Regions from separate parts of the Homo sapiens genome. Here region 1 is linked to region 2. Evidence: read pairs that join two places in POLR2A ChIA-PET (ENCODE). Cell type or tissue: Panc1. All regions are shown on one strand. Each heading gives the region's core, and the rest is flanking DNA. Links, peaks and the distances in the headings are about the cores only. Region 1 has its middle 14 kb from the start of WWTR1-AS1. Region 2 overlaps ANKUB1 (ankyrin repeat and ubiquitin domain containing 1).

The links. ChIA-PET counts read pairs that join two places held together with the same protein. Peaks named below come from ENCODE experiments on the same cell type or tissue, not always from the same donor. Only the 100,000 strongest peaks of a DNase experiment are listed, where the experiment ranks them.
Region 1: POLR2A ChIA-PET joins it to region 2 with 13 read pairs; 3 of 35 experiments call an interaction of 5 or more read pairs at or near these places.

The regions. Positions count from the first base shown.
Region 1 is chr3:149,664,035-149,679,604 of GRCh38, forward strand. It overlaps a transcript of WWTR1 not described here. Among named protein-coding and RNA genes, the nearest start is that of WWTR1-AS1, 14 kb to the left of the region's middle. RefSeq lists enhancers at 6,617-7,157, 14,247-14,748. In Panc1, for the core only: no CTCF peak of the experiment used is centred there; no DNase peak of the experiment used is centred there; H3K27ac peaks cover 381 bases.
Region 2 is chr3:149,752,767-149,768,336 of GRCh38, forward strand. It overlaps ANKUB1 (ankyrin repeat and ubiquitin domain containing 1), which reads right to left. Exons shown (of 6, transcript NM_001144960.3): 5 at 14,391-15,329; 6 at 8,334-8,847. The coding sequence ends at 8,718. Among named protein-coding and RNA genes, the nearest start is that of COMMD2, 8.1 kb to the left of the region's middle. In Panc1, for the core only: no CTCF peak of the experiment used is centred there; no DNase peak of the experiment used is centred there; H3K27ac peaks cover 74 bases.

The DNA.
Region 1 (15,570 bases), core at 4,461-9,460, 86 kb before region 2:
AGCTTCAGCTGCTTCTCAGCCCTACCTCCGGGTTGCTGACTTGGTCTGAATGACTGATTTCAGCAAAGGTGTATGGTTAGAAACTTGGTGGGGTGGCTAAGTTAGAGGACTGTGGTCCCAGAAGCCCTTGGGGCAGAACCTGCCCTGACTTGCTGAACCAGTATGGAGAAAATTCCCAGAGCCAGGGTTGGGTCACCATTAGCAACTGAAGAGGAGCAAAACAGACAAGGACCTTGAATAGATAAAGGTTTGAATAATGAAGAGTCCAGAAAACTATTGAATAAGGTTCAACATGAGGATAAGAGTTGACCAGTTCCTTGACAAATCAAACGTGATACTTGTGTTTTCAGAATTTACCATATCCCAAGTGTTTAACACAGTGTCCAGCATATAGCAAATATGCAAATACCTAAATAAAAAATAATTGGTGCTGCCACTCATTTTTGCATTTACTCTTTTGTTGCCGTGTTTCACTTTGGTGTTCTTAATAAATGCATCACTGGCATGATGATAAGGAAGATAATTTTGATGATAATGATGATGGAAGGCACTATCTTTTTTTTTTTTTTTTGAGACGGAGTTTCGCTCCTGTTGCCCAGGCTGTAGTGCAATGGCGCCATCTCGGCTCACCGCAACCTCCACCTCCCGGGTTCAAACGATTCTCCTGCCTCAGCCTCCCGAGTAGCTGGGATTACAGGCATGCGCCATCATGCCTGGCTGATTTTGTATTTTAGTAGAGATGGGGTTTCTCTATGTTGGTCAGGCTGGTCTCGAACTCCTGATCTCAGGTGTGATCCACCCACCTTGGCTTCTCAAAGTGCTGGGATTATAGGAGTGAACCACCGCGCCCGGCCAGAAGGCACTATCTTTTGTCTGATGTTATCTGTTGCTTTAGTAATGCATTTGGGCTAGAGAAAAAAGGAATTTTTGATATTTAATCTTAACTTCAGTACCTTATGTAAGTTATTTATCCTTTAGTATTTTTGCTATCATTTTGGGGCAAGGGACTGGAGGAAATATTTTTAAATGGGAAATATTAAGTAATAGATATTTTCCTAGAAAATAAAAATACACTTTTGAAAAGGCTCAACAATATACAGTATGGTTTAGAAGTTAATGATCAGGGCATATTGCAGAGTTGCTCATTGCACCATGATCTATAATAACGGGAAATTAGAAATTTCCTTTCTTTCTTTTTTTTTTTTTTTTTGAGACAGAGTCTTGCTCTGTCACCAGGCTGGAGTGCAGTGGCGTCATCTTGGCTCACTGCAAACTCCGCCTCCCGGGTTCAAGCCATTCTCCTGCCTCAGCCTCCCAAGTAGCTGGGATTACAGGAGCCCACCATCATGCCCAGTTAATTTTTGTATTTTTGGTAGAGATGGGGGTTTCACCATTTTGGCCAGGATGTTCTCGATCTCCTGACCTCATGATCTGCCCGCCTCAGCCTCCCAAAGTGCTGGGATTACAGGCATGAGTTACTGCGCCCGGCTCAGAAATTTCCTAAATATTTAAGAAGAGAATGGTTAAGTATATCTAACAGCTTAACATATGCAATGAAGATTCTGATAGTTATTTGAAAGTGTTTATGAAGACAATGTGACAACCTGAAAAATGTTTTTAAGAATTTTTATAATTTTAATGAGAAAAATTACGAAACAAAGATCTGTGAATACTATCATTATAACTTTGTTCAAAAACATGGAAAAATGAATAAAAAGATGCTAAAATTATATTAAAAACTATGTAGAAATAAAAAGATAAATATTTCTCTTTGTGTGCTTATATCTGTATATATGTGTAACATGATAACACTGAATCATCACTCTCAGAAGTACAAACCATATTATTAGTATTATTTTGGGTGTGATGAGAGAACTAATTAGCAGTGTTTGGGGTGGGGGGAATTTCAAGGTGCTCAATATTATCCATCCATTCAACAAATACGGTACATATTTTTTTAATATCCATTGTGTTCAAGGGCAGAAGTGATCTTTCAAGCTGAGCTTGGAAGAGTTTGCCACCTGATTAAAACATTTATTGTTTGACAATTTCACTCAACTCCTCCCTTTACCCAAATAAGTCACAGATCTGGTTACACTAGCTGTTCAAGCCACTGCTCTTCCTTGTCTTATTTTTCTTGGTGACAAGAGTCAAGTATATATGGGCTCTACTATTATCTCTCTGTCTCAGCATTGTCCAGACACAAGTTAGGACACTTTTCATGCCTGGTCAAAAAAGTTAATTTGTGGTTTGGAGCCAAGGAGAAGAGAGCCCTCCAAACCAAAACAAGGTGGAGAGAGGACCTGAGTATAAGAAAGCCAGTGCCTGTGGGCACCAGTTCAATTCACACATGCTTAAAAATGGCTAAATTTTCTTTAAAAATATATATTTCTAGATAATCTTAGATAAGAGAGTAGATTAATTCTCATACAGCATCTGCCACACAATACATCCTAATTTGACCATATGATTGAAGACATCTCAATCTAGTTATGATCATTAAAAGCTGTTAGTATTTCAACTATGGCAATAATAATAAATCATATTTATATAATATTTTACAGACTACAAAACAACTTCACATGTACAGTCACACACGAATCTCATAGTAACCCTGTGAGAATGGGCAGATACACCTTACTAGAACTATTTTACAGATAAGAAAACCAAGGTTTAGAAAAGTTTATGTCTTGCCAAAGGCCATTGATTTATAACAAGAGCACCAGGACTCAACCCCTCCAGTATCTCTCCGGCTTTCAAATTATATTTCTTCTGTAGTTTCCTAACAGAATCAGACTCTTAATTACTTCCTCCTCTGTGAGCATACACTATTTTGTCTTTTCCTTTAAAGAGAGGGAAAGAGAGGCTGTTTTTAAAGGCATTTTTCCTCCACTGACTTACAGTATCATTTCACAAATGTTTTGTCATCTAATGGCCATACGATGTACAGAGGCTCCTAAAATGTATATCGAAGCTTAGTTGTCTCCTCCCTCTCATTAAATAAATAAAAACTTAAATGTGTTGGAGGTACTGAAAATTCAATCAAACCCTGATTATTGGAGCGCTTGTGTGTATTAAAGAATCCTTCTGTGATGTGAATCATTATTTCTAATTAATATGAAACATTGGGTCTCTACTTTTTAAGAGTTGTATTCCTAAAATTATTTTGTAAATTGTTTAGTTGGAACTTGATGCATTTTGTTATAGGAAAAAACAAATCTTACTAATGGGGCCGGGCGCAGTGGCTCACGCCTGTAATCCCAGCACTTTGGGAGGCTGAGGGGGGGTGGATCATGAGGTCAGGAGATTGAGATCATCCTGGCTAACATGGTGAAATCCCGTCTCTACTAAAAAATACAAAAAATTAGCAGGACGTGGTGGTGGGCACCTGTAGTCCCAGCTACTTGGGAGGCTGAGGCAGGAGAATGGCGTGAACCCAGGAGGTGGAGCTTGCAGTGAGCTCAGATCGTGCCACTGCATTCCAGCCTGGGCGACAGAGCAAGACTCCATCTCAAAAAAAAAAAAAAAAATTATGAAAAAAATCTTACTAATGATGTCTAGGCAACCCAGCATCCCACTATGCTCCAAATTCGTGGAAGCCCCAAGTCTCAATCTGTCCTGATACTCTGGTTGAGTCCTTCTAGACTTGGAGGTATCACATGAAGCTCTTAACAGCCAAACAATGTTAGGACTACATGGGCACTAACCCAGTGGCTGCACGTTGTAGTTCTACTGAGTCATCATCTCCCATTTTTTGTGAATGATTTTAGACAAGAGAAATTTCACAGTTCATTCTGTATATTTCCTCCTACCTGCCATCTGTTTCACCAGAGGGAAAAGAATCTGAAGATATTTGAAAAGAGAATTAAAACATCTTGATAAGATACCAAAGAAAAAGTGAATGAGAAGACCCTTGAGATCTACCTGTCACCTTCCTAAAAAATTCTGTAACTGCTGTCTGTGAAAGTGTCAGTCAAGGCTTATCCCTCGTATAGATTGTACAGCCTGGAGTTCAACACTAGAGATGATAATAATTCAGAGTCTGGTTAGTTGGCATTAAATCTATAAAAATAATACTGGTTAATGGCTTTTAGGGAAAGAAGCCTCTAGATTTTTAGGTATCCACTTCTCTCATAAGTGTAAAAGACTGCCTTTTTCCAATTAAATATGACAACTTGTATCTTTCAGCAAGGAAGGATGAAGTTCTTTGTCTAATCCTGATTTAAATACATTATCATGTGAAAAATCTCTCTCTTCTATCTGCCCTAAGGATAGATTTTTGGGGCTGTCAAGAGCTGACTCTTGGCCAGGCGTGTAATCTGAGCACTTTGGGAGGCTAAGGCGGGCAGATCACCTGAGGTCAGGAGTTTGAGACCAGCCTGGCCGACATGGTGAAACCCCGTCTCTACTAAAAATACAAAAAATTAGCCGGGCATGGTGGCGGGCGCCTGTAATCCCAGCTGCTTAGGAGGTTGAGGCAGGAGAATCACTTGGGCCTGGGAGGCAGTGGTTGCAGTAAGCCGAGATGGCGCCACTGCACTCCAGGCAGGGCAACAGAGCAAGATTGTGTCTCAAAAAAAACAACAAAAAACTGAGTCTTCATTGCTTCACATCACAACTCAAGGTCTAAAATTTGAAGTGTTGGATCCCATTCTTAGAAAAAAATAAGTAGTTACCAATGGGGAACGGGGGATCCCTTTTAATAAATTCTCTGACAACACTGAGGCAATAGTTACATTGATTTCTCCACATAAGCTCCCTCAGACACTCCACTCACCAAAAAGTCACCTTGGTTTCAAATTTTTTTTCATTAGTGTTTGAACACCCCACAAAAAGACTGCCATGAAGTCTCATTCTGTTTGGCTGGAAAGACAAGCATAATCTAGTGGTAAATTTCAACCTTGCTAATGAATCCTCCCTTTGACTTTCTGGTCAGCTTTGCTAAATGAGTAACTTTACAGCCTCCAACACAAGCCATTGGCGTGGGAGAGACTTGGCCTTTTTTACCCAAAATCACCAAAGGCCTTTGTACAGAGTCCAAGTTTTTACCTTTAGTCAGTCTTTTCTATTTCACCACTGCCAGGGGTTTTGTTTTTGTGGAACAAGAAATAAGAACCCCACATATACAAGGTTATACACATATACAAGAACCCCCACATATACAAGAACAATACACATATACAATATACCCCCACATATACAAGAACCCCACATCTTACAAGGGAACCTCCTTTGTGACCACATAATCTTACCAAGGAAAATCCCAAATGAGTTCCTGCACCAGTCCCATTACTCTGCAGCCTGGGCAGCAGTGGGTAGCTAGTCTGGGAACAAGAGTGCTCTTCTCTTTCTGTTATCACATACCCATCTGAACTCAAAAGGGCTTCACTTAAATAAGGAATTTCCATTCTTCTAGAAATGTCATTTCACTTGAACTTGCACTTCTATCGTTTAAAGAAGACAAACAAGGTCCCCAGTACTAGAGTCCAGTGGGAGGGAAAAGGAAAGGAAACATTAAAAGTAATCCAGGGAAACTCTGAAGGTAAACTTGCCCTTCTGAAAACAGACAAAGGTAGACCTCTGCTTCCCTGCTACAATTTCTAGAAAAAGCAAAACCATCCTGAAACCCCTCTGGAGAGTTCAATTACAGCAAACTGGCCAACAATGATATCTATATTTATACAGTAAATGTGTTTAATATCATGTTCAAACTACCAATCAAGAAAAAAAAATGAATAAAAATAGATGATTACCTGGAAAATCACTAGTAAGCGTGGCTTATGGGTCAGTTCAGATCCACCAGGAAGCAGATGCCAAGATAAGAGTCAGATGAGCAGAGATGTATTGGGGAAAATGCCTGCAAAAGTTAAAGAGGAGAAAGAAGGTGAGTAAGCTAGGAGAGTATTCAGATTGCAATGCACGTCTGTCAATAGTGAAGGAGGAGGGTAGGAAGGAGGGCTGGCCAGGAAAAGTCTCAGCCCCGACCAGGCCAGTGCTTCCAAGGCAACAGCTGACCCTTAGGGGCGTCCCGCGATGGGCAGCAATGGCTCAGCTCTAGCACCCAGCTGGGCTCAACCCTTGGTAGACAAGAAACCACGGCCTTCAGTGTGAACAGTGCAAGCAATTTTACAGGTGTGGCTGGTGAAGATGTCAGCTCACTGCTGTCCTCACAGTGACTCTATTGAAGAAAGTCCTAAGCATTTACCCACATGGTTTTTATCACAGTGCGTACAGACTGCATCACACAGGCTGACTTCTCCATTTTTCAGGGCGCAGTTCATCCAAGGTTGCTGTGGGCCTTTCCTCCTCAGGGGAATCTTAGAAGAGGGCGATTAATGAGACAAACCACAGCCCCTACCGCTGTAGTTGGTCTTGAGGCCATAACTGCTATTTATCCTCTTCCTCCTTCACTATCTACTCTAAGTTTTCCATATCCAGTGCTATCCCCTCTACAGGTGCTGATGTCCAACCTGGTGGCGGACCCCTGTAGTCCCAGCTACTCGGGAGGATGAGGCAGGAGAATGGCGTGAACCCGGGAGGCGGAGCTTGCAGTGAGCCGAGATCATGCCACCGCACTCCAGCCTGGGCGACAGAGCGAGACTCCGTCTCAAAAAAAAAAAAAAAGAAAAGAAAAGAAAAGAAAATGAGGCAAGAGGTGAAGTGACTTGTCCAGGGCCTGATGAGTAGACAGAAACAGATAAAAAAAAGAAGTCAATTCTCTTTTTTTACTCACTGCCCAAGAGCTTCCTCTCTCCAGTCACCGGACTCCTGCTGCAACAGGACCAGCTAAGGAATATCGATCCAGTCTGGGAAAAAAGTTATCACACTGCTTAGGCAGATACACATTCTGAAGAAAAGGAGAAAGTGCAAATCCTCTTGCAGGAGTCCTTTCAACTCAGTTTGTGGCTGGTTATGTAAATGAGGAGGCCGTGCAAGAGAATGGGGTCATGAGCTGCCTGGGGATTAAGCATGACAACGCCGTCTGTCCTGGGAAGAAATGATACTTTGCACTTGTATAATACCTTTCATCCATCCAGCAATAATAAATAAGACTTCGTACTTTCAGCCAAATATTGCAAAAACTTAACAAATATTTAACTCATGAATCCTCAGAACCACCAAGAAGGGAACACTTTTGAAAGGAAGAAAGAAAACAGCTTCATCCTCATGATCCACTGGGGAATCTAAGGTCAGAAGAAACGGGTCTACACCTGGCCTCTCAACACCGCTGGCAGGACTCCTGACAAGCAAGGACATTCCTGTGTATGAACACTGTCTAAGGTGACCTAGACACAGGATTTCGAAAAGAGCAGAGGCAAACCAGAAAAACCCCTGCTTGTACATTCAGCCCAGGGAATCTACGAAGCTTTCAAAAGAGGTTTGGTTCTGAGTCTATAAGGGTTCTTTGAAGCCTCTTCAAAAGTTTCTGCTGGCATATCCCCTAACAGAATGTTTTAAAACCATGTACTCCTTCACAAAATTTTCAGTTGACATCTAAAATATTACATCGTATGTTTGAATAATTGCAAAGGTTGTAATTTTCATGATGTTATTAATATAGATATTTTAAAATAAACTATTGCAATTTGCTTTGAAATATCCAATTGAATCTAAATCCAAGCGATTTGATGCCCACCACATCCATTTTAAAAGTCTACAAATGAGCTCTTTTTTAACAGTCAGATGTTTTTTCCCTAAGCTCCTATTTTTATTCTACTTCTACATATTTATCTTAATGTACTATATTATTATGCTTAAAGGTCTTATTATTCATTTTTTATATTATACTTCTCTGCATTAAAAATGTTTGTAATTTTTTTATTTCCTGTGTTATTATGAAGCTGATTTGTAATAACAAATAGGTCCAGCATGTAACTGCTCAACACAATCAAAGCCTATTTCTTTCTCACAGAATAGTCCTGGGTGAGGTCCCCAGGTAAGCAAAGTGCTCCCCACCACATAGTGATGAGGGGAACCTAATTCCTTTCATCTTATGGCTTCCCTGTCTCCTAGAAAAAGGGTTTAGCTTGTGGGCCTATTTTTGTGTGCTCTGGGAGCTAAGAATAGATTTACATCTTTAAAAGGCTACAAAAAAACAAAAAACAAACAAACAAACAAACAAAAAAACAACCAGTAGAATGTGCATCAGAGGCTTTATGTGGCCGCAAAGCCCAAAATAGTTACTGTCTGGCTTTTTACCAAAGTTCGCCAACCGCTTTCCTAGAGCCTCATTCTCAATTCGTGTAGCTGGTAGAAGGAGAAAAAGCAAAGAAAAGCACAGAAGATATTTCATGGGACCAGGCCTGGAAGTGACATACATGATTTCCACTCACAAGTTGTTGCCAGAACAATTACATGACTACATGTTACAGCAAGGATGATGGGGAAAAGTAGGCTACCTACGTACCCGAAGGAGGGTGGAACAAATTGTGGGAGCCAGGTAATAGTTTCTACCATGGCCAAGCCTCTAAAGAGTCAAAAACTTATTATTATTACAATTATTATTGGTGTAAAAATATCAAAGTGACCCACATACATGTTAAATTAATATAAATAACTTAAAAAGAAACATTTTATTAGAGATATAGTTCTTAATAAGATGAATGGGACTATTTTCAATTAGTTCATGTATCTCAACTTAGAGTACTAATTTTATGCCTACTTTTTATTTTTATAAATGTTTATATAAAAAATCTTTCTATAAAAAGATATATAAGAGGATGGATGGTAATGGAAGAAGTTTTTTCCTTTTTTTTTTTTTTTTTAAGAAATAGGGTCTCACTTGGTCACCCAAACTGGAGTACAGTGATACCATCACAGCTCATTCCAGCCTTGGACTCCTGGGCTCAAGCGATCCTCCCGCCTCAGCCTCTGAGGAGCTGGGACTACAGGCGCATGCTACCACATCCAGCTGTTTTTAGAACTTTTATTGTTAACTTTTCCTATCTACTTAATGAAAAAGAAAAAGTATGAATTGCTAAAAATGAAGTCTGGCAGCTGGCATATAATGTTACTTTGTGTTAATAGGAGTAAAAATAAATGTTTTAAAAGAAGAAATAGGCCAGGTACAGTGGCTCACGCCTGTAATCCCAGCACTTTGGGAGGCTGAGGTAGGATGATTACTTGAGCCCAGGAGTTTGAGGCCAGTCTGGGCAATATAGTGAGACCCTGTCTCTGTTTTTTAAAAAAAATAAAAATTAAAAATCAGTTAAAAGAAGAAATAAGTTGAGAATTGACTATCACTGGAAAAATATTCAATGACGTAATTTCATAGAAGTAGGTTTTAATTACTTTATTCAATGATGTGTACGTTATGTAAAAAAATCAGGTGAATTTTTAATCCATGAATTCTATCTTGTGTAGTAGAGAATGTAGTAACCTCAGAAAACATTCCATTTAAATTTAAAACTATTTTTATGTTACCCCCAATTTTAGAGGGATCATTCACACTGCATTCTACAAAAGGTGAATGACACTCGGAAAGGCATGTGAAAATTTGGTATGTGCTTGGTATGGATGCATCACTCAGCCCTGAATCAGCATCAGTATCTGGCACTGCATCTGCTGCTCAGAGACATTTTTTCCAGCTAATGGCCCCTCCTAGGTTTTGAGAATTTTGTTTTGAAAATAAGTGAAAACAAAAAGCAGACTCCATTTTTAGCATTTGAAGTGTTCTTTACTTTGCTGTCATGGGTCTCTCTCTCCAGAGTTATGCATTCTTTGACAATAACCAGAGAGGCCAGGGATGGGAGGAGCCAATACTTCAAATGGTCCCTTTGTTTCCCCCTCCCCTATTCCCCAGAGGTCTCAAGATTTTGGAGGTACCAAGGTAAGAGTCAAGACAGGTAAGGAGAAGATAGGCTGTTTTGCAATGGAAGGTGAAAATAAAGAATTTGGCTGGATATGATGGCTCATGTTTATAATCCCAGCGCACTTTGGAAGGCTGAGGTGAGAATATTGCTTAAGCCTAGGCAACATAGTAGAAGACCGGCCTAGGCAACATAGTAAGACCTCGTCTCTACAAAAAAAAAAAAATTAGCTGGGCATGGTAGGCGCAGGCCTGTAGTCCCAGCTACTGGGGAGGCTGAGGTGGAAGGATTGCTTGAGCTGAGGAAGCCAAGGCAGCAGTGAGCCATGATCATGCCACTGCACTTGAGCCTGGGTGACAGAGCAAGACACTGTCTCTCTCTCTCTGTCTCTGTCTCTCTCTCTCTCTCTGTCTGTCTTTCTCTATCTCTTTCTCTCTCACACACACACACGTAAAAATTGTAGGCCCAGGCATGGTGGCTCATGCCTGTAATCTCAGAACTTTGGGAGGCCGAGGCAGGCGGATCACGAGGTCCGGAGTTCGAGACCAGCCTGGCCAATATGGTGAAACCCCATCTCTACTAAACATACAAAAATTAGCCAGGCATGGTGGTGCGTGCCTGTAGTCCCAGCTACTTGGGAAGCTGGGGAAGAAGAATCACTTGAACCTGGGAGGCGGAGGTTGCAGTGAGCCGTGATCATACCACTGCACTCCATCTTGGGTGACAGAGAGAGATTCCATCTAAAAAAAAAAAAGAATTTGTATGAAACTTAAGGCTAGCCTTCAGAGAGAACAAGCCAAAATTGATTCTCTTAAGAATCTGTACTGATACACCTCCTTAGAAAGTTACTTAACTTAGCTTGAAGATTGTTCTTTTAGGGAGATTTCTGTATACTGTTCCTTTGGTTAAGCAAAAGAGGTGTTTAGCTAAGACCACACGTCCATGTTTTCTAGTCTAGCTCTTGGTGCTAGTTTTGACATTCAAAGCTCGCTGGGCCTTCTAACTCTTATATTCTATGGTTTAAACATTCTATGGTATGTTTGAATGTTTTTCTGAAGGTTAGAGAGAACCAATGGCATTTTTAAACAAAAGGGCTAAGTGGAAAAGCAGTGTTTCTGGAAGATAAATCCAACAAAATTGTGATGGAAAAAATGTGGGGAGACCAGTTGGTAAACTATCACAGCTGTCCTTGAGACGCTAGTCCGGGGTTTGGACTAAGATGGTAGAAGGAAACCAGAATCATATATCTTACTTCTTTTGATTTTCCCCTTTTTTCTTGTTAGAAGAACTCCAGTTTTATTTGGGTATCTACACATCAGGGAAGATGACACTATCCCTGGCTCAGGGCCATATCTTGATTAATCTAAGCCAATCATGACAACCCTATACTCCTTACCAGTGACTGATTGTTTTTAAAATGAGCATGTTTTGGCCAATGAGATGTGAGACGTCTGCTGAAGGACTTTAGGGAAATATTTCTTTATTCATATTACACATACAAGAGAAACTACTGTCTGCTTCATCTGAACATTGGAGTATCTAGGGTGATGCCTAGATCTCTGGCAGCCATTTTGTAACCAAGAGGGCAGCTGGCCTGAAGATGAAGATGAGTGAACAGAGAGACAGGAATGATCAGGGTCTTTGATCATGTTTTTCAGCCACCCAGCCTCCTGATTTTTGAACTTGTATCACCAGGAGAATAATGGTACCGAAGAAATTTGGACAGCCAGAAGAAAGAGCTTAGAGGAAGACAATGAAACTACCAGTGTTAAAAGTGTCTAGTGTGAGGAGCAGTGGTGTTTCTAGGTAAAATGGCCAGAACCTAATTAAAAACATGGAAGTGGAGTGAAGGAGTAATATTAGAACTCAAAATTTCTTTCTTTTTTTTTTTGAGATGGAGTCTTGCTCTGTTGCCCAGGCTGGAGTGCAGTGGCACGATCTCGGCTCACTGCAAGCTCTGCCTCCCAGGGGTCACGCCATTCTCCTGCCTCAGCCTCCCGAGTAGCTGAGACTACAGGCGTCCACCACCATGCCCAGCTAATTTTTTGTGTTTTTAGTAGAGATGAGGTTTCACCATGGTCTCGATCTCCTGACCTCGTGATCGGCCCGTCTCAGCTTCCCAAAGTGCTGGGATTACAGGCGTGAGCCACCGCGCCCAGCCTAGAACTCAAAATTTCAATGCAGAAGTTATTTGCAGAAACTGGTATCTACTGGTAAGGAATTATGGTGGAACATTGACCATGTCCTAATGTCCACACCTAATACCTCCAGGCGGAATCCAGCACCAGGGGGAAAAAATCACAAATTACCATCTGCTTAAAGAAAAAGGAGAGAGATGTCCTTGTCAACCTATTTTTAAGATAAAGATCTACTTACATTTCAGAACAGGAATTCTGATTTCCCCAAAAAGAGAAGGGAAAGAGACAAAAAAAATCTTCAGTATTGATTCTTTATCAGCAAAATTTAGTAAGAATCTTTCCAGATAATTTAAGGATTTTAGCATCTCTGGTTTTAAAGGGGAGTCCTCATCATCTCTTCAACAATATGAAAATCCAGTCTCATTTTTATTGAATCAGGGCAAAATCCTTGTCAGACTAGATTCTTTGTGTTTTTTTTGCGGAAAGAAGGAACAAGAAAAAAAATCCTTTAGGGTAGATGACCTGTCTGATGATGGTAAGCACAGCTTCAGTACATCAGGTTTTTTGCAGGGTGCTTTTACATACTGTTTCCAGTCCTTACAGCAACCCTGCCTGGCAGATATTGTTAGTTCAGATTTATGATGAGAAAAACAGAGGATTAGAGAGACTAAGTAATTTGCCCATGCGCACAGTTAGCTGGGATTCTAAACCGGGTCTGCCTATTTTCAAGGTACATGCCCTGCTTGCCACACACCACTGACTTTTTAAGGGAGACAATAAAGGGAGAGCAGGGAAAGCAATGGGATTGGCAGTGTGCATGCTTTTCAATAGTGAAAGTCAGCAAAAGAGTCAGAGAAGGAGCAACCAGAAAGATTATGTTAAATCCTGAAGTCTGTCACCACCATCCACCCTCCTCAGTCAACTAGATAACCTTGAGACTCTTTTTTTTTTTTTTAGACGGAGTTTCCCTCTTGTTACTCAGGCTGGAGCAATGGGGCGATCTTGGCTCACTGCAACGTCTGCCTCCCAGGTTCAAGCAATTCTCCTGCCTCAGCCTCTGGAGTAGCTGGCATTACAGGCATGCGCCACCACGCCCAGCTAATTTTGTATTTTTAGGAGAGACGGGGTGTCACCATGTTGGTCAGGCTGATCTTGAACTCCTTACCTCAGGTCATCCGCCCATCTCAGCCTCCCAAAGTGCTGGGATTACAGGAGTGAGCCACCGCACCCGGCTGAGACTCTTAAATGGAGAGGGCACAGTCCCTAGGCAACTTGATACTCCCCTACAGGAGCAATTTCATATTTGCTAAAAATGCTTTCCTCCCAAATACATTTATGAAAGAAACCACTGTATATACAAACAGCTCTGGCACGTAATATTAAAGTAGTGATCCCAAAATTCTGTTGTTGGCTCTATTGTCTTCCCATTATCCAGTGTCTTGGTCAAACTCATCCATTCCCATGACTTGGACTACCTTTCATACACTGACAAGCTCCAAATGTATATCTACAGAGCACTTTCCAGTATTAGACACCACTTAATGTCTCCTACGGTGTTCCCACAGGAACCTAAAACTCAATCTATCTAATGTATCACGCCTGTAATCCCAGCACTTTGGGAGGCCGAGACGGGTGGATCAACTGAGGTCAGCAGTTTGAGACCAGCCAGGCCAACATGGTGAAACCCCATCTCTACTAAAAATACAAAATCAACGCGGTGTCGTGACGCGTGCCTATAATCCCAGTTACTCGGGAGGCTGAGGCAGGAGAATCGCTTGAATCTGGGAAGCAGAGGTTGCAGTGAGACAAGATTGCACCACTGCTCTCCAGCCTGGGTGACACAGCGATCTCAGCTCACTGCTACCTCTGCCTCCCAAGTTGAAGCAATTCTCCTGCCTCAGCCTCCTAGTAGTTGGTACTACAGGTGCCTGCCACCACACCCAGCTAATTTTTGTATTTTTTTTTTTTTAGTGGAGACGGGGTTTCACCATGTTGGCCAGGCTGATCTCGAACTCCTGATCTCAGCTGATCCACCTGTTTTGGCCTCTCAAAGTGCGGGGATTACAGGCGGGGGCCACCACACCCAGCCAGTTGATGTTATATTCACAGTTGATGTTATATTCAACCTAACATCATTGGCAAATGTAATGGTGCATTTCTTGAGATAATGAGATGGATTTCTAATCTAGTCTAACTTTTCATCTCAACTATTTCAAAATTATCTTGAAGCTCTAATTCACAGAACACTTATACACAGTGATTATAATTACTGTGCAGCTAGAGTGGATGCTAATAGGAGGGTACCTAAGCAACAAATAGACAGAAGTGGCCAACTTATGTAAAGACAGGTTTGAGGCCATCCCTTAGAACTGTGGAGTCCCAAGTCAGCCTCCCTTCATCTGGAACACAAACTCCCCTGGCAGTTCTGCAGGCCCTTTTTCCATAATGGCCAGTAGTACATTCTGCTTAATTGTCATGTTCTGTTAATCACAGGAAGCAGTGAGTGGCAGACATTACTCACCATGCTCACTACCTACTCTGCAGGGACCACAGTCTATGCCATTAGATCCCACACTCTGGAGCCCTTTGATCCACAGCCTGAGGCAAGTCGCCAAGCCCTACCCTGCCACTGTGAAGGCTTACAGTATCAATTTCTTTATGTACCAGCTGCCAGTGACACACAAGTTTGGAATTTCTCCCTCATCTACCAAATTCTATCTCCGTTATCAGAAATGGATTTACAGATTTTTCATGAAACTAATAAATCTTAAACATCAGGACCCTCAATTCATGGGAACTTTCCAAGGTCCTGGAGGAATTATATTAACGTGTTCACAAGTATTTTTTTTTTTTTTTTTTTGATGGAGTTTCGCTCTTGTTGCCCAAGCTGGAGTGCAATGGTGCAGTGGCGTGATCTCGGCTCACTGCAACCTCCGCCTCCCAGTTCAAATGATTTTCCTGCCTCTGCCTCCCTAGTATCTGGGATTACAGGCATGCATCACCATGCCCGGCTAATTTTTTGTATTTTTAGTAGAAACGGGGTTTCACCATGTTAGCCAGGCTGGTCTTGAACTCCTGACCTCCGGTGATCTGCCCGCCTTGGCCTCCCAAAGTGCTGGGATTACAGGCATGAGCCACTGCGCCTGGCCCAAGGCCATATGTTTTTGTAAAATTTATAAAAGTAGAATATTTCAACTGCAATCAGTAAAGGTTGTTGTTTTCCTCTCTGACTTCTGTTGGGTTGGCGATGAGCATTTTGGAATACCAAGTTAAGGAAGAGTTAAGAATGGATACATATGTTTGAATTTAGTGAGATATATTTATGTGCTTTATAATTTCCACATCAGAAAATTAGGACAATACTGCCTACCTTTTAGGGTTATTTTGAGCATGATATAACAATATGGCAGCCAACATATTCACCAATGAATATGTCCTAACTTCCTGAAATTCTAGCCTCTTTTCTCTGTACTGTTCAGCCTTTCCAGATAAGTTGGCTCCCAGTAAAATAGTAAACACAAGAGGAATTTACCTAGTTTAGCTGGACTGATCCTAGCACAGTATAGATAAGTTAGATAAATATCATTATGCCCATGATTATCCCTGCCCTCAAAGCATCACCT
Region 2 (15,570 bases), core at 1,608-6,607:
ACCGTGTCAGGAAGTGTTCTTACATTTATTAAATACATTTGGAGTTCAGAAGAACCCTATGAGGTAGGTTCCATTATAATTTCCATTAGAGATAAGGAAACTGATAGACAAGTCCAGCAACTGACACTTTTATAAAGCTAATAGTTTCCAGAGCTTCTATGTTATCTTAAATGTATCTCAGTTAATATCCTCAACAAACATGGCTTTGTTTTTACAGATAAGACACAAAGCTCCAGAGATTATGTGACAAAGCCTGTGACAGAGTTAGATGGAGAGGGTTGGATCCCTCACTTACCTGCTGCAAAGCCCATCCTTCTACATAACAGCCTGAAAGCTGAAAGCTTCTGACAAGTTTTATGAGTGATTATAAATTAGGATAAAGATAATGATGACAATGACCGATGCTTACAGGATTCAGAGCAATGTTTTTGTTTGTTTGTTTTGTTTTGTTTTGTTTTTTACATGGAGTCTCGCTCTGTCGCCCGGCTCACTGCAACCTCTGCCTCCCGGGTTCAAGCGATTCTCCTGCCTCAGCCTCCCGAGTAGCTGGTATTACAAGCGCCCACCACCATGCCTGGCTAATGTTTGTATTTTTAGTAGAGACGGGTTTTCACCATGTTGGCCAGGCTGGTCTTGAACTCCTGACCTCAAGTCATCCAGCCAACTTGGCCTCCCAAAGTGCTGGGATTACAAGCATGAACCACCACACCTGGCCCAGAGCAATGCCTTTTAAAAAGTATTTAGCGCCTGTGATAATTTAGTTCCTTTTCCAACTCTCTTCTCACCTGCTGTGGTTCAAATATCAGAGATGATAAAGTTGCTAATTGATAGGAATATGATTCTTCAAATCTTAACCCCTTGAAAATGGAGGGTGTGGAGGAAGAGAGGGGAAGGGAAGAAGACTCTTCATATCTGTCTTTTCTATCTAAGGCTTGAGACAACTCTATATTCTGAGTCTCCCAGGCAGACTAAAAATTGGAAGAGTTTTTCAATTCACTTCTCTGTGTCTACTTTGTCCTTCACATCTGACTGAAATTGTTTCTTCCACTGGGACACAGAAAGACAGGTCCTTGAACTTATTAGTTAGTTCTTGAAGTAGCATTTGCAGAGAGAACACAACTTTTACTTAGACTGTGAATTGCAGATTAGCAAAAATTGCATCATTTCCTGAAGTTGCCTTTATTCACACATTATTGAGAAAACATCCATTATTAAAGAATAATTTTCAGAAAAGGTAAAATCATGATTCTTCTACAAGTGTACAATGAACACATGTCAAAAAATGTATTGAACTAGTTAATTAATGAGAGAATTACAGCATTCTGTAATTAATGAGAGATTACAGTAAAAACCAGTTTCAACTGATTCAAAAGAGGTATTCAAGAACTGTACATATATAGGGAGTAGGAATGCTGAAATGAATTTGCAAATAGACACAATATTATGCCAATATGAAATGGCCTTTCTTGTCTGTAATCTCAGGGAATGAAGTGAGGACAGGCGAGGTGAAGGTGAGACTAGGGAGTAGCACAATAGGCTGTCTAAAAAAGGTGGTCAAGGAACCAAGTTAGGCCAGGTATGGTGGCTGATGCCTGTAAACCCAGCACTTTGGAAGGCCAAGGCGGGAGGATCACTTGAGGCCAGAAATTCAAGTCTAGCCTGACCAACATGGTAAAACCCCATCTCTACTAAAAATACAAAAATTAGCAAAGCTTGGTGGCATGTACCTGTGGTCCCAGCTACTTGGTAGCCCAAGGCATGAAAATTGCTTGAACCTGCGAGGCAGAGGTTGCAGTGAGCAAGATTTGAGTCACTGCACTCCAGCCTGGGTGACAGAGTCAGACACTGTCAAAAAAAAAAAAAAGAAAGAAACCAAGTTATATCCAAGAAAAACCAGCCTGGGAGTTAAAACACCCCAGGATAATTTATAGAGTGACTTCTGTTGCCATAAGTGATATAATTGTTTAGAAAAAATTACCTGAGTGAAAATTCAAAACTCTAGATTCCAGATCTGGCTCTGACACTACCTGTATGACTTCTAATAAGTTGTTTTTATGTTATAACCATAGCCTCTTCGTCTGTAAAACTGGCATTTTAATACTGCCCTTCTGTGCCATGCAGGGCTGTTATGATGCTCAGATGAACTAATAAATTCACATTAAAAATTGATTTTGATGATCAAATGAAACAATAAATTAGAATTAAGCAAACAGCAGCATTTACATTTTATAGGAGCAGATTTTATGCTCCTATAAATTCACAAATAATCATCTTAAAAGCCATTCATTTAATTTAACAAACTTTATTAAGCAATTCCTTAAAGGTTCAAAGATATGCTATGCTTTGGCAATTTGTAGATGAATAAAACAATGTCCTTGCCCTCTAGGAGGTGTCAGAAAAGTGAGGGAGAAAGATAATGAAGTAATTTCCATACAGTGTGATGAGTAGCAATACTTGGAGAATGAACAAAATGAGAAGGAAGCATAGGGAATGTACATTAACTCTAATTTAAAAGAATCAGGCTGAGAATAAATGTCCCAGCATATCCTGTGCATGTTAATACTAATGCTCTACAATTAGATTTACATTATAAATATATACAGTCTTAATGTCACTTCATGCTATCTTACTTCCAGGGTGAATGTGAACAAATAATAAATACTCAGTATTTTTTTCAATTGATGCTGGTAGAGAACAAGGCTTCATATCAATCATCCCCTCACATTCTCTCTGCATCTTTCTATCCCCCTCCAGCTCATACGTCTTTCTTTTCTCTTATATTTTCCCATTTATTTTCTCCTTCTTAGGTATTCTAGCCCAGAATCCTTGCACAGGATATTTCCTTAGCTGTGTTTCAATGACACATAAAATATTATCACCCCCTGCAAGGAATTACAGCTCAATTCACTATACTGTCAAGAGGACAATAACGTGGTGACAAGCCTCACTCACACCAGCCACCTTCTCATGACTCTAAAGCTGGCACCAAATGCATGAATTAGCTCCTGACATTTTAAAAAATTATTTTAATTCATTAAAAAAATGTATTATAAATGCAAACAGAAAAGGGTACAGATTTTTTAAATACTCATTGTTGAATCTTCTCAAATTAAACACACCTATTACTCCAGAACAAGAAATAGAATGTTACAACACCCCAGAATTTCTGCTGTGCCTCCTGCCAGTCACTATCATCTCTTGTTTTCTCTATAGTGAACTAATACCTATACACATGCTGCCTTACAACATCCCTGTAGAATCATCTATGTGTGTGAATGCGTGTGTGAGTGTCTGCACGTGCATGTGTGTGTGTTTGTATTAACCTTTGTGCCCCAACCCAGCAATATCTAATTGGGAACTCAAAGGCATTTTTTAGAATGAGCCTTAGATTTTAGGCGCCTCTGACTATTTTACCAAAATCTATCTTATAATCATCTTAGTAAATTGCCTCTAAAATATAAAATATTTAGAAAAAAACTTTAACAGACGATTTGCAAGACCTATACACTAAAATTTACAAAACTTTGCTGAGAGGAATTAAGACTTGAATAAATGGAAATGTATACCACCGATACAGAAATATACGTCATGGATTATAAGATTTAATATTATTAAAATGTCAGTTGTGCCCTATCAGAAGAATCCCAACAGGGTTTTTTTTTGTTTTTGTTTTTTGTTTTTTGTTTTTTTTTTTAGCAGTTGCAAGATTTAGTAGAGTGAAAACAGAGCTCCCATACAAAGGGAGGGGACCCAAAGAGGGTAGCCATTGCCAGCTCGAATGTCTGGGTTTATATCCTGATCATTGTCCCTCCCGTTGTGCTCTTAGGCAATAGATGATTGGCTATTTCTTTACCTCCTGTTTTTGCCTAATTAGTATTTTAGTGAGCTCTCTTTACTATCTGACTGGTCAGGTGTGAGCTAAGTTGCAAGCCCCGTGTTTAAAGGTGGAAGTGGTCACCTTCCCAGCTAGGCTTAGGGATTCGTAGTTGGCCTAGGAAATCCAGCTAGTCCTGTCTCTTAGTCCCCCCTCTCAACAGGAAAACTCAAGTGCTGTTGGGGAGGTTGGCCAACGACCGCTCTAACTGCTTCCTGCTGAATTGGGGCATAGTAGGGGTTGTGCAGTTGAGATTTCCTTGGGAGGGTTGCCTTTGATGTCATTAACATTGGAGCACAGGCTAGCAGGCCAGTCCAGGGGTCTGCGGTAGATTTTAGTCATGGACTGCATCTGGGGCTCCATTTGAAGAACTATTTGTAGCTTTACAGCTTCAATTCTGGAAGAGACAAACTTAACAAGGAGGTTAAAGATACAGGGATTGAAATGTGTGGACTGCAGTGCACGGGATTATTTCTTTGGCACACTTCACAGGCCCTGACTATCTGCTTGATAGTTTTGAAAAGGCCTGGTCCCATAAATAATGATTTGGCCATCTGATGGGTGCTATCAATGCCTAAGTGAAAGGTTTGGTGAAGGGTTTTAAGTAATTTCCGTTGGCTAGCTGCAGGCTAAAGTATTTTCCCTTCTTCGGTGGCTAGCCATCCTGAGGGGAGGAAACTATGTGCTCTTGAGGTTCCCCATTCTATTTCTCCTGCTGAGTACTGGGGCTTGGTTTCCTGGAGGGTATTACCCCATACTAGGGGTCCTTCTATAAGCATTTTTAATGGAGGGTCCTGCCTTGCAGCTCTTTTGGCTTCAATATCCGCTTGGTGGTTCCATTCTGTTTCCCTTTCCTTTTCTTTCTGATGACCCTGGCAGTGTAAGACTGTCACCTCTTTAGGTTTCTGTACAGCCAATGATAATCTCTTAATGGCTTCCTGATGTTTGATAGGTGTTGCCTCAGAAGTTAGGAATTCCCTTTCTCTCCATATTGCTGCATGGGCATGGAGGACTAGGCAAGCCCCTAGTCTTAAGTGTCTGTATATATATTTACCCTTTTTTCTTCTCCTAATTCTAGTGCCCGAGTGAGGGCTATTAGTTCTGCCAGCTGAGCACTAGTTCCCGGAGTGAGGGGATTACTTTCAAGTATTCCATTATCACTGACCACTGCATACCCCACTTTTCAAAGTCCTTTTTCTACAAAGGAACTTCCATCAGTATACAAGTTGAGGTCGGGATCTGCCAAGGGAACCTCTAAAAGGTCCCCTTGAGCGGCATAGGTTTGAGCAATTACTTGTTGACAGTTATATTCTATCTTTTCTTCATTGTCTGGAAGAAATGTGGCTGGGTTAAGAGTTGCACAAGTGTGCAGTCGCAGCACTGGCCTTTCAAGTAATAGAGCCCGATATTTAAGCAAACAGTTGTCTGACAGCCACAAGTCTCCTTTAGCAGTGAGTATGCTGTTCACATCATGAGATGTCCACACAGTAAGATCTCTTCCCTGTATTATTTTAACTGCTTCAGATGCTAAGACTGCTACTGCCACCACTACCAGTAAACAATGAGGCCAACCCTTTGCCAGTGCATCAATTTCCTTACTCAGGTATGCCACAGGTTGCAGGCTTGTCCCTCGTACCTGTGTAAGGACTCCTAGAGCTATTCCTGTTTTTTCTGTGACATATAAAGAAAAGTCTTGCCCCGTTGGCAAGCTTAACATTGGGGATTGGGTTAGGGCCTTCTTTAGTGCCTGGAAAGCCACTTCTGCTTCAGGTGTCCATCTTACCAAACGGGTATTGGCTTTCTGAGTTTCCTTAATTAGTGTATATAACGGTCTGGCTATTTCGCCATACCTGGGAATCCATATTCGGCAGAAACCTGTTATGCCAAGGAACCCTCTTAGTTGCTTTAGGGTTTTGGGATGAGGATAAGCCAGTATAGGCTGGATATGTTCCTCACTGAGGGCCCTGGTACCTTTGGATAATTTTAGCCCTAAGTATTTAACCTGCTGTGAGCAGAGCTGAGCCTTTGGTTTGGAAATCTTGTAGCCACAGGTAGCGAGGAAATTTAAGAGTGCTTGGGTGGCTTGATGGCACAAGGTTTCTGAATGGGTGGCTAAAAGTAAATCATCCATGTACTGAAGGACAAGAGTGTCCAGGTATGAGAATTGGCTCAAGTCTTGGGCTAACCCAACAGGCTTTTAAAATAGAGAATGACAAGTTTATTTTAAATTTTATATGGAAATGCAAAGGACTAAAAATAGCCAAAACAAACTTGAAAAACAATAACAAAGTTGGAGGATACATATTACCTGATTTCAAGGCTAATTAAGACATAGTAATTAAGACAGTGTAGTATTAGTATAAGGACAAGTAAATAAATCAATGGAACAAAATAGAAAGTCTGGAAATAGATCTGTACCTATATTGCCAATTGATTTTCAGCAGAGATGCTAAGCAGAGATTCAGCAGAGATTTTCAGCAGAGATGCTAAGGTAATTCAGTGAGGAAAAGGAAAGTCTTTTCAAAAATTAATCCCAACCCTTACCACACATCATTCACACAAATTTGAGATAGATTATAAACCTAACATAAAATTATTGAACTTCTAGAAGAAAATATAAGAGAATATCTTCATTACATTTGAGTAGGCAGAGTTCTTTTTTTTAAGATAAGAGTCTCACTCTGTTGCCCAGGCTGGAGTGTAGGGGCACTATCTTGGGTCACTGCAACCTCTGCCTCCTGGTTCCAAGCGGTTCTCCTGCCTCAGCCTCCTGAGAAGCTGGGATTACAGGCATGCGCCACCATGCCTGGCTAATTTTTGTATTTTTAGTAGAGACAGGTTTTCATCATGTTGGCAGGCTGGTATCAAACTCCCGACCTCAAGTGATCCGCTCACCTCAGGCTTCCAAAGTGCTGGGATTACAGGCATAAGCTACCACATCAGGCCAGGCAGAGTTCTTACAGAGGAAATAAAAAGCATGAACCATAAAAGAAAAAAATGATAACTTCTACTTCATCAAAGTTAAAACATTTTTGTTTGTCAAAAAACATTATTAATAAAATGAAAAGGTGATCCCACAGACTGGGAAAAATATGCACCATATATCTATATCTATATATATCTGATGAAGAACTTGTATCATAAATACAAAAACTCCAACAAGCCAATAATTAAAAGATAACCCAATTTTTTAAATAGGCAGAAATTTGCATTGATACTTCACAAAAGATACACAAATGGCCAATAAACACATGAAAAGGCATCCAGCATTATAGTCATCAGGAAAATGCAAATTAAACCACAATGATAGGCCATTTCAAACCCCCTAGAATGACTTAAAGGTAAAAAACACTGATGACACCAAGTGTGTGAAGCCACCAGAACTCTTGTACATTGCTAGTCAAAGTGTTAAAAATCATAAAGCCACTTTGGAGAACTCTTAGGTAGTTTCTCATAATGTTAAATGTACATTCACCCTATTATCCAACAATTCTACTCCTAGATACTTACCCAAAAGAAATGAAAGCATGTCCAGAAAAATACTTTTTACAATAATGTTCATAGAGCTTTTTTCATAATATGTCAAAACTGGAGGCAACCCAAACATCCATACAGTCCATACACCATGCATTATGGTGCAACCATATAATCGAATACTATTTAGTAATAAAAAGGAATGTATGGCTGGGTATGGTGGCTCATGCCTGTAATTCCAGCACTTTGGGAGGCCAAGGGAGGTGGATCAGTTGAGGTCAGGAGTTCGAGACCAGCCTGGCCAACATGGTGAAACCCTGTCTCTACTAAAAATACAAAAATTAGTTGGGTGTGGTGACATATGCTTGTAATCCCAGCTACTCAGGGTGTGGGGACACACCCTTGTAATCCCACCTACTCAGGAGGCTGAGGCCAGAGAATTGCTTAAACCTGGGAGGTGGAGGTTACAGTGAGCTGAGATCGTGTTGCTGCACTCCAGCCTGGATGACAGAGTAACACTCTGTCTCAAAAAAAAAAAAAAAAAAAAAGAAAAAAAGAAAAAAAGGAATGTACTACTGATATGTGCAGTAATGCAAATGATTCTTAAAACATTAGGTTGAGCAAAATAACCCAGACACAAAAGTGAACAACTGCATGATACCAGTGATTTGAAAATCTCATCTACGGAGCTAGAAATCAGAATAGCAGTTACCTAAAGAAGTTGGGATTGACTTAGGAGCTTGAAGCAACTTCCTGGGGTAACAAAAATGTTCTATGTTTTGACTGGGATATTTTTCAAACCCATTGAATCTTACATTTAAGATTCATGCAATTCACTGCATGTAAATTTTAACTCAATTTAAAAAATTAATTGGAAACAATGTTTTAGCAGTTCAAAAGATGTCTGAGATCAGCTTTAGACCTGGATGGTATTTGTTAACTTTCTTAAGAACTTTCCTTAAATATAATTTAAAAATTTTATTTATTTTTAAATATGTTCTACATTCATATGGCTTAAAAAACCAAAACACATTTTTTTAGGAAAAAAAAAGAAAAACAAACAAAGGAACTGTAAAAATTCCCACTTCCTTGTTTTCCATTGTCTCAGCTCCCCTACCCTGTGGACAACTACTATTCTAAGTTTCTTCTGAATTCTTCCTCATATTCTTTATGCAAAAATAGCACTAAAGTTTCACTTAGTGTGATGAAGTCTGAGAAAACATGGTGTTAAATATCCTATTAAAAGTTATGTGGCATTATAACTGTTACTAGAGATGATAACATTAGAACTGTTATTAGAAATGTTAACATTAGAACTGGACATTCTGTTTGATCAGGTCTTTGTCCAAACTGAAGTTGTCATGACTTTTCAAAGCACAGTTTCTAGAGAGTTTTCACACGCTGTCAGACCTCCTCGGGTAGTCAAGTTAGAAATGCTCTTTTTGGCCAGGACTCTTGCTATTTCTAACTGCTGAAGCCATCGTTTCTCTTTAAAGGCACTGCAAGAAAACAAGATATAATTTGTAAGGAGGTCTGATCTTGTCTGCATACATAGCTGAAAAAGGATGGAAATCTTCAGGTTGATTTTGTAGCTAGGGCTAGTTTGTCTTGTCACATAGGTAGATGTGAAATAGAAACAGTAATCTTTCTAAAACAAGTTCCCTGTGATGCAGTGGGAATGATATTTTCTCAAGGCAATACTAAAAACTTAGAATCCACAACTAGAAACAGAAAGCCACTCAATATCATGTAGAATTCTCTGGGTTGAAACTTTTTCTCTCTCCTCTCTAGATATTCCTATACATCACATATTCCCTGGCCTCCTCTTTTCTCCACTTTCTACCCCTACGAACACACATGAGGATTTTTTAATTGAAAAGATATTAGGTATTTTGATAGTCTTTAACTAAAATGCAAAGGAACTTAATGTTTTATGATAGTTATTCTCTGGCTATATACTAATAAAGACTTGCAAATTTGAATACGATTACTCTTTGTAGGATGCAAATGTGATTTAATACAGAGGTGTTTTACATCACCTTAAATGTTGGGGTCCTCCAAGATTCTATCTTTGGTCCTCCTCTCTTTCTACACCCTCATCCTAGGAGTCCTCATTTACTCACTGTTTAAATTCTTTTATCCATGACTCCTTGACCTTTCTCAAAAGTGGCATATCTCCAATTAACAAATAAAAATATTCATCCCATAGACACTTCTAATTTAACATATCTTTATCTTCTTCCTAAACTTGTCCCACTTCTGTTTCCTTGTTCTAACACTTCGATTTTGCTATCCTCACCATCTCCAAAGCTAGAAACGAAACTAAATTCCTTCTTTCTCTATTTCCACACCCAGTCAGTGACCAAATTTTGTGGATTATTCCCCAGAAATATCTCTTGTATTTGGCCTTTTCTCTTTTCCCTAACTACTGTTGTTCTAGTCCAGGTCTTTATTTTCTCTTATTTCTCTTTTTGCAGCTTCCTACCTTTACTATAGTCTTTCCACATCTTTCCAACGAGTCTTCCATACATCTCTATCAGATTTGTCTTCAAAAACAAACAAAAACTGATTATGGAACTTACTTCATGAAAAAGAACTTCTATGAGCTTCCCACCTACCTCCTACCCCATGGAAGGGGGAATAAGAAGCAAACTCTTCACTTGGTCACACAAGATGCTTCTTAGTGTAGATGCAGTCTACTTTGCCAGTCTTATCTCCAGCCAGTTCTTCCTTATTGCCTAGGATGACTTTTGCAAATCCACGTACCTTCCTGAAAATTCAATTTCTTGCTTGCTCTTTCACAAAAGTGCCTTTGACCATGTTACTAGCTCTGCCTGGATCCTTTACCTCACCTCTGCCCATGTTGTCTGGCAAAGTCTGGTATTTCTAAAAGGCTTTCACTCAATCTATTAGGAGTAACCCTGTATAAAAGTACCATAGTGTTTCCAACATTTGAACCAGGTCTATGTCTGCCTGATTCAACTTCTTTGTTCTAGATTAACTTCTTGCTTTACCTCAATGGCTGTGTCTTTCTGTGCCCTCTAAACTGAGTTAACCCATCCATGCAGCCCATAAAATTAGGTGTTAAGTCTTAAAGAAATCATTCAGGCACTTTCAGCCTTTCCCTGTATCCCACCAGACTTAGTTTGAAGTCCTCTCCTGTTCTGATGCATATCCTTGCTCTTCCTAGGCTCAGAGCCTATCCTGATTCTCTCCCTGGCATTTGAAACCTGGCTTTTCTGCATTCATTCAAAAACTGTTTACCTTAAGAAAAAGATGCGTATTGAGCACTTACTCTATGGCAAGCACTATTCTATGTGCTGGAGATACAAAAGGTGATTAAAACATACAAGATATGCCTTTTTAAATAAAGAATAAAAACAAAGAGCTGTACTTGTATCCAGAGTACAAGAGCCCAGCAAAGCTCATAACATTTGAGATTATCATCTATTCTCAGTCCACTCAAACTCTCAGCCTTCTGGATCAATCCCTTACATTTGAATCTTTACTTAACTGGACTCCCAGGTCACATAAACCTCTCTGGAATTGGACAATGAGCAATAAGGAAAGCTATTTTCTAGACACACCTTACAGATATTCTTTGACCTGTGTAAAGCCTACTGACGTCTAGGCTGAGGAATGAGACTCTATGTGACCTTCTGGCCTCAGTGACTGTCTACACCAGCCACATTTACTCACCAACCCAAACCCACATTAGCGCTTGATCTGTGTTAACTGCATAATGCCATCTTGGAGTCAACCCTGAGAGGTTTAGTTTTATGAATCTAAAGGTAGGAGTTCCTGAATGACATGTGGTCCAACAAGTACTTTCACATGATGCCAGATGACTTGTCTGCTTTGGGAGACTCCCCTTTCTGTAAAACAGGAACATCTGATGGTCACTTTACCCACCTGATCCCTGGGTCAGCATCATGAAGGATTACATTAGGTTCTTCCCCATTTCCTGGCTATGACACTAGCTTGGTGATGGTGCATGTAGCCATCAAGATAGCGTCCATCCATTCCTCATGTTTGTGTCTTTGTGGTACAAGAGCTGCACTGGTCATTTAGAGGGGTGCTCAGACCACCTGACTGCCTGCCTTGACTGTCTACTTCAGGTAGATGTAAGTGCTTTTGTGACTTCTATGGGGAACTTGAACTCGATCAAGAAGACTGCAGGGTCATGAGATTGTAGATCTCTCCTTCCCTTCCACAGCCCACCAACAAAGGAAGGTGGAACAGATCCTGGGAAAGATTCAGTGGAAAGGGGGCAGAAATGGATGGGAAGTGGAGGGTGTGAATACAGGAAAGAGAAAAATATTGAGAAAAGAGAAATGGAAAGAGGATTTGCTAGGAGTAACACTGCCAGAGTAAATGTGCGGTCAGACTGACCACCACTCCCCCTATGGGTCTCCCTTCTGCATTAATCCCTTCCTTCCTTTCCCTTCCTTCCTTCCCTCCCTCCCTCCCTCCCTCCCTTCCTTCCTCCCTCCCTCCCTCCTCTCCTCCCTTCCTCCCTTCCTCTCTCTTTCTTTCTTTCCTTCCTTCTTTCTTTCTTTTTCTTTCCTTCCTTCCTTCTTTCTTCCTCTCTTTCTCTCTTTCCTTCCTTCCTTATTTTCTTTCCTTCTTTCCTCTCTCTCTTTCCTTCACAGAATAACACTTTAACAAAATGTTTTCTCTAGAAATTTCTTTCTTGACCTTGAAATTGCCACTCATTAATAATTCCAATCCTTATGAAATGTAGCTACAAAAAAAAAAGCACACTGGTAGTCTCTTTTAAAAAGTGTTTTGAAATGTTTACTAAAGCTAAACATAAATTTATCCTATGACCCGGCAATTCTATTCCTTGGTATAGAGTCAAGAGAAGTGAACGCAGATGTCCACCAAAACTCATATGCAAGAACAATCATGCATTTTTATTCAAAGTAGCCCCTAAATTAGAAACAATTTAAATGTCCATCAGTAGGAAAATAGATAAATAAATTAGGATATGGAATACTGCATACAAATGGAATGCTACATAGAAATAAGAACAATCAATACATGCAAAAACACTGATGAATCTTATAGGCAATGTGTTGAACAAAAAAAGCAAAATATCAAAGGTATATGCCATATGTGCCCTTTATATGAAGTTCAAGAACAGGCTAAAGTAATCTTCGGTGATAGAGATGAGAATAATAGTTACATCCGGGAAGGATCATGACTGGCAAGGGGCATGAAGGAAATTTTGGGGGGTGCTGGAAATAGTTTGCATCTGATCTGAGTAGTGCTTGTATGAAAACATAAAAATTCAACAAGCCATATATGTGAGATTAGTGGTCCTTATGGATTTTACTATATATTTCATAACTCATTTCCTCCCCAAGAAAGCACTGTATACAACAACAGACACTGTCAGCTTTTCTTATCTAAAACCACACACACACACATGCACACACACACACACACACACCTTAAAAACAGATGCTTTTTCATGCACATTTCCATTCTGCTGGGCACAGCACTGGGCTATAGTAAACACTTACTGAATGTTTGAAAAATAAACTCATTTTTAGCATGTATCTGTTGATAAAACAAATCAATATTTCCTTTCTTGTTTACAGCCTTATTTTAAGAGGGACTATGTAGTTTTTTCAATTAATAATTTTCCTAGTATATTTCTAGAATTTTTGGTGATCTCTTTTTATACATTCTAGTCAGAGATATCTCACAAATTACAAAGATTGAGACTATTAAGCTATTAAGTGTCTTCCTCTATTGTCAACCTCACTCTGTTGGATATTGAATTTTGAGTTTTACAGCCCAAATTACTCTCACCACAAGGTGGCAACAACCTAACTGAAATAAAGTTGAGCTGAGCTAAAGACCAGTACAGAAAAGCAAGTAGAACAATCTAGCCTTGTTTTTTCTTTACTTCTCATTATATTGAGTAAAGGGAAAAGTCGCTTGTAAATCTATATTTCTAACTGTAAAATTTGCATCAAATAATACCTCATAAGTAATGGATGGGATCTGAGCTCTAATCAGAGAGTTGTGTACCTTAAACATCTAATTCCGATACACTTTCTTATCTCTTTAGATGTGCTAAGGATTACCTTTTAACTCACTGTAAATATTAATGTCAATTCTAGCACCCTGTCCAATACAGATCTCACCCCATATGTGTATCTTGCCTAGTCAGTCAATTCAAGTCTTTAATCATTCAATTTGTCATTAATGTGTTCCTTTCTTTCTTCCCATTTTCATTACCATTTAGTTTTCTATGACACTTTTTATGTCTCCCTCCCATATTTCAGTTTTCTCTCTTTCCCCTCTAATTACAATTAATGTTTTATTAGCTTTAGAAGAAGAAGAGGAAGACAAAGAAGTGGAAGAGGAGGAAAAAGAAGAAGCATTAGCAGGCTAGGCACAGTGGTTCATGCCTGTAATCCCAGCACTTTGGGAGGCCAAGGTGGGAGGATCGCTTGAGCCCAGGAGTTTGAGACCAACCTGGGCAACATGGTGAGTCCTCATCTCTACAGAAAAAAAAAATCAATCAGATATAGTGGCATGTGCCTGTAGTCCCAGCTACTTGGAAGGCTGAGATGGGAGAATTGCTTGAGCCTAGGAATTCAAGAATGCAATGAGCTGTGATAGCACCACTGCACTCCAGCCTGAGCAACAGAACGAGACCCTGTCTCAAACAAAAAGAAAAAAGAAAAGCAGCAGCAGCAGCAGCAGCAGCAGCAGCAGCAGCAGCAGCAGCAGCAGCAGCAGCAGCAGCAAGGGACCTTGAGAATTGATACAATTCTTTCTACTGTGTTTCTTTCCCTCCTGAAAGTTTGAGGAGTAAAGTACTGCACAGATTGGATTGGCCAATAATATTAATTCATTTTGTCCTAGTGATGAGGCTAAGATGAGGTCCTTGAAGCTGGGTATTGATGCACTGGAACAACTTGTATTACTTTCAGTGGCATAGTAGGGCATTATGGACCATTCCTTATCCTGGACCTGCCTTATAAAAGCTTTGCTGTTTGTATGTTTAAGGGGAGAACATTACCTTGCCACAGCTAAGCAGTAGATTGCGTTCTCCCATGGAGTCTTCCCACTGTGCTCTAAGAAAGATGAGAAGGAGGACTTCAGTAAAAAGTCAGCACTGGGTGTTGCATAGAAAAACGATGGATGTGAATATCCCACTCTTGAAACTGGAGGGAGGGGGACTTGGGGAAGATATGTGTTTTTTATGAGCTTTTCTTTTTTCCTAGCTGTGGCAGTAATTTTTTTCTGATTTTGTTGTTGATGTTTTTGTAATTCAGAGAATGAACTTGCATTCACCAGTGGATGAAATTTGAGGGCTTGTTTTCTTGTGTCCGGCTGTGAAATTGCCAAAGGATTGACAGGTTTGCTGCTTGCAGTTTGTTTGCTGAGAGATGGTAGCTTGAGCACGATGCTTTGTGAGTCGCTGTTCCCAGCCTTATGCCAGCTCTTGGAGGTCATTTTTGGTTTGGTGAAACCATCCACCATCACAGTGTCTCCAACTTTTGCCCCAAAGACCCTTGCTCCACAAAACTGGCTTTTATGAAGACTGTGACTCTGAGCTCTGAGGATCCATTGTTTTATTTTAATATAAATCCTCATTGGGACTGAAATTTTTGGAAAAGAAACTGTGGACCACATTTTACTGAGCAAATATAATACACAGTCTTTATGCTTGTGTTTGAACACAATGGTCAGGGGAGTTTGTCCTGCTGCATTTTTGCATTCCAGGCACAGCACACTGTAGTTGACAAAGGCCTTCAGAATCAACAGTTGGCCTGCTTCTGCGGCTGCATGAATGGGGCATTTAGAGACATCTGCATGAAGGGCTTCATGGCACCATGCTCGATAGGGGTGAACACCGACTGCCTCGTGGGGCCGCGCACCCTGCTTCAGGGCCCATTCAGTGAGTTCAATGTACCCACAAAAAGCAGCAATGTACAGGGCTACCCTTTTCTGATACCTAAATGAGTGAAACAAGTGGGGAGGGGGTGTTTAGAAAATCAGCAAACAGACAAATGTAGTTACACTAAATGCTCATGAAATATTCTAGTTGAATGTTTATTTCTTCTTAACTTTTACCTTAAAATATTTTTAGAAAAGGCATATAGTGACATACAGGTTAAACTGCACAAGTCCTGCTTATACACATTATCCTACTATGCACGTGTAAATAGTTTCCTTGAAGTGGTCATCTTTCTTAT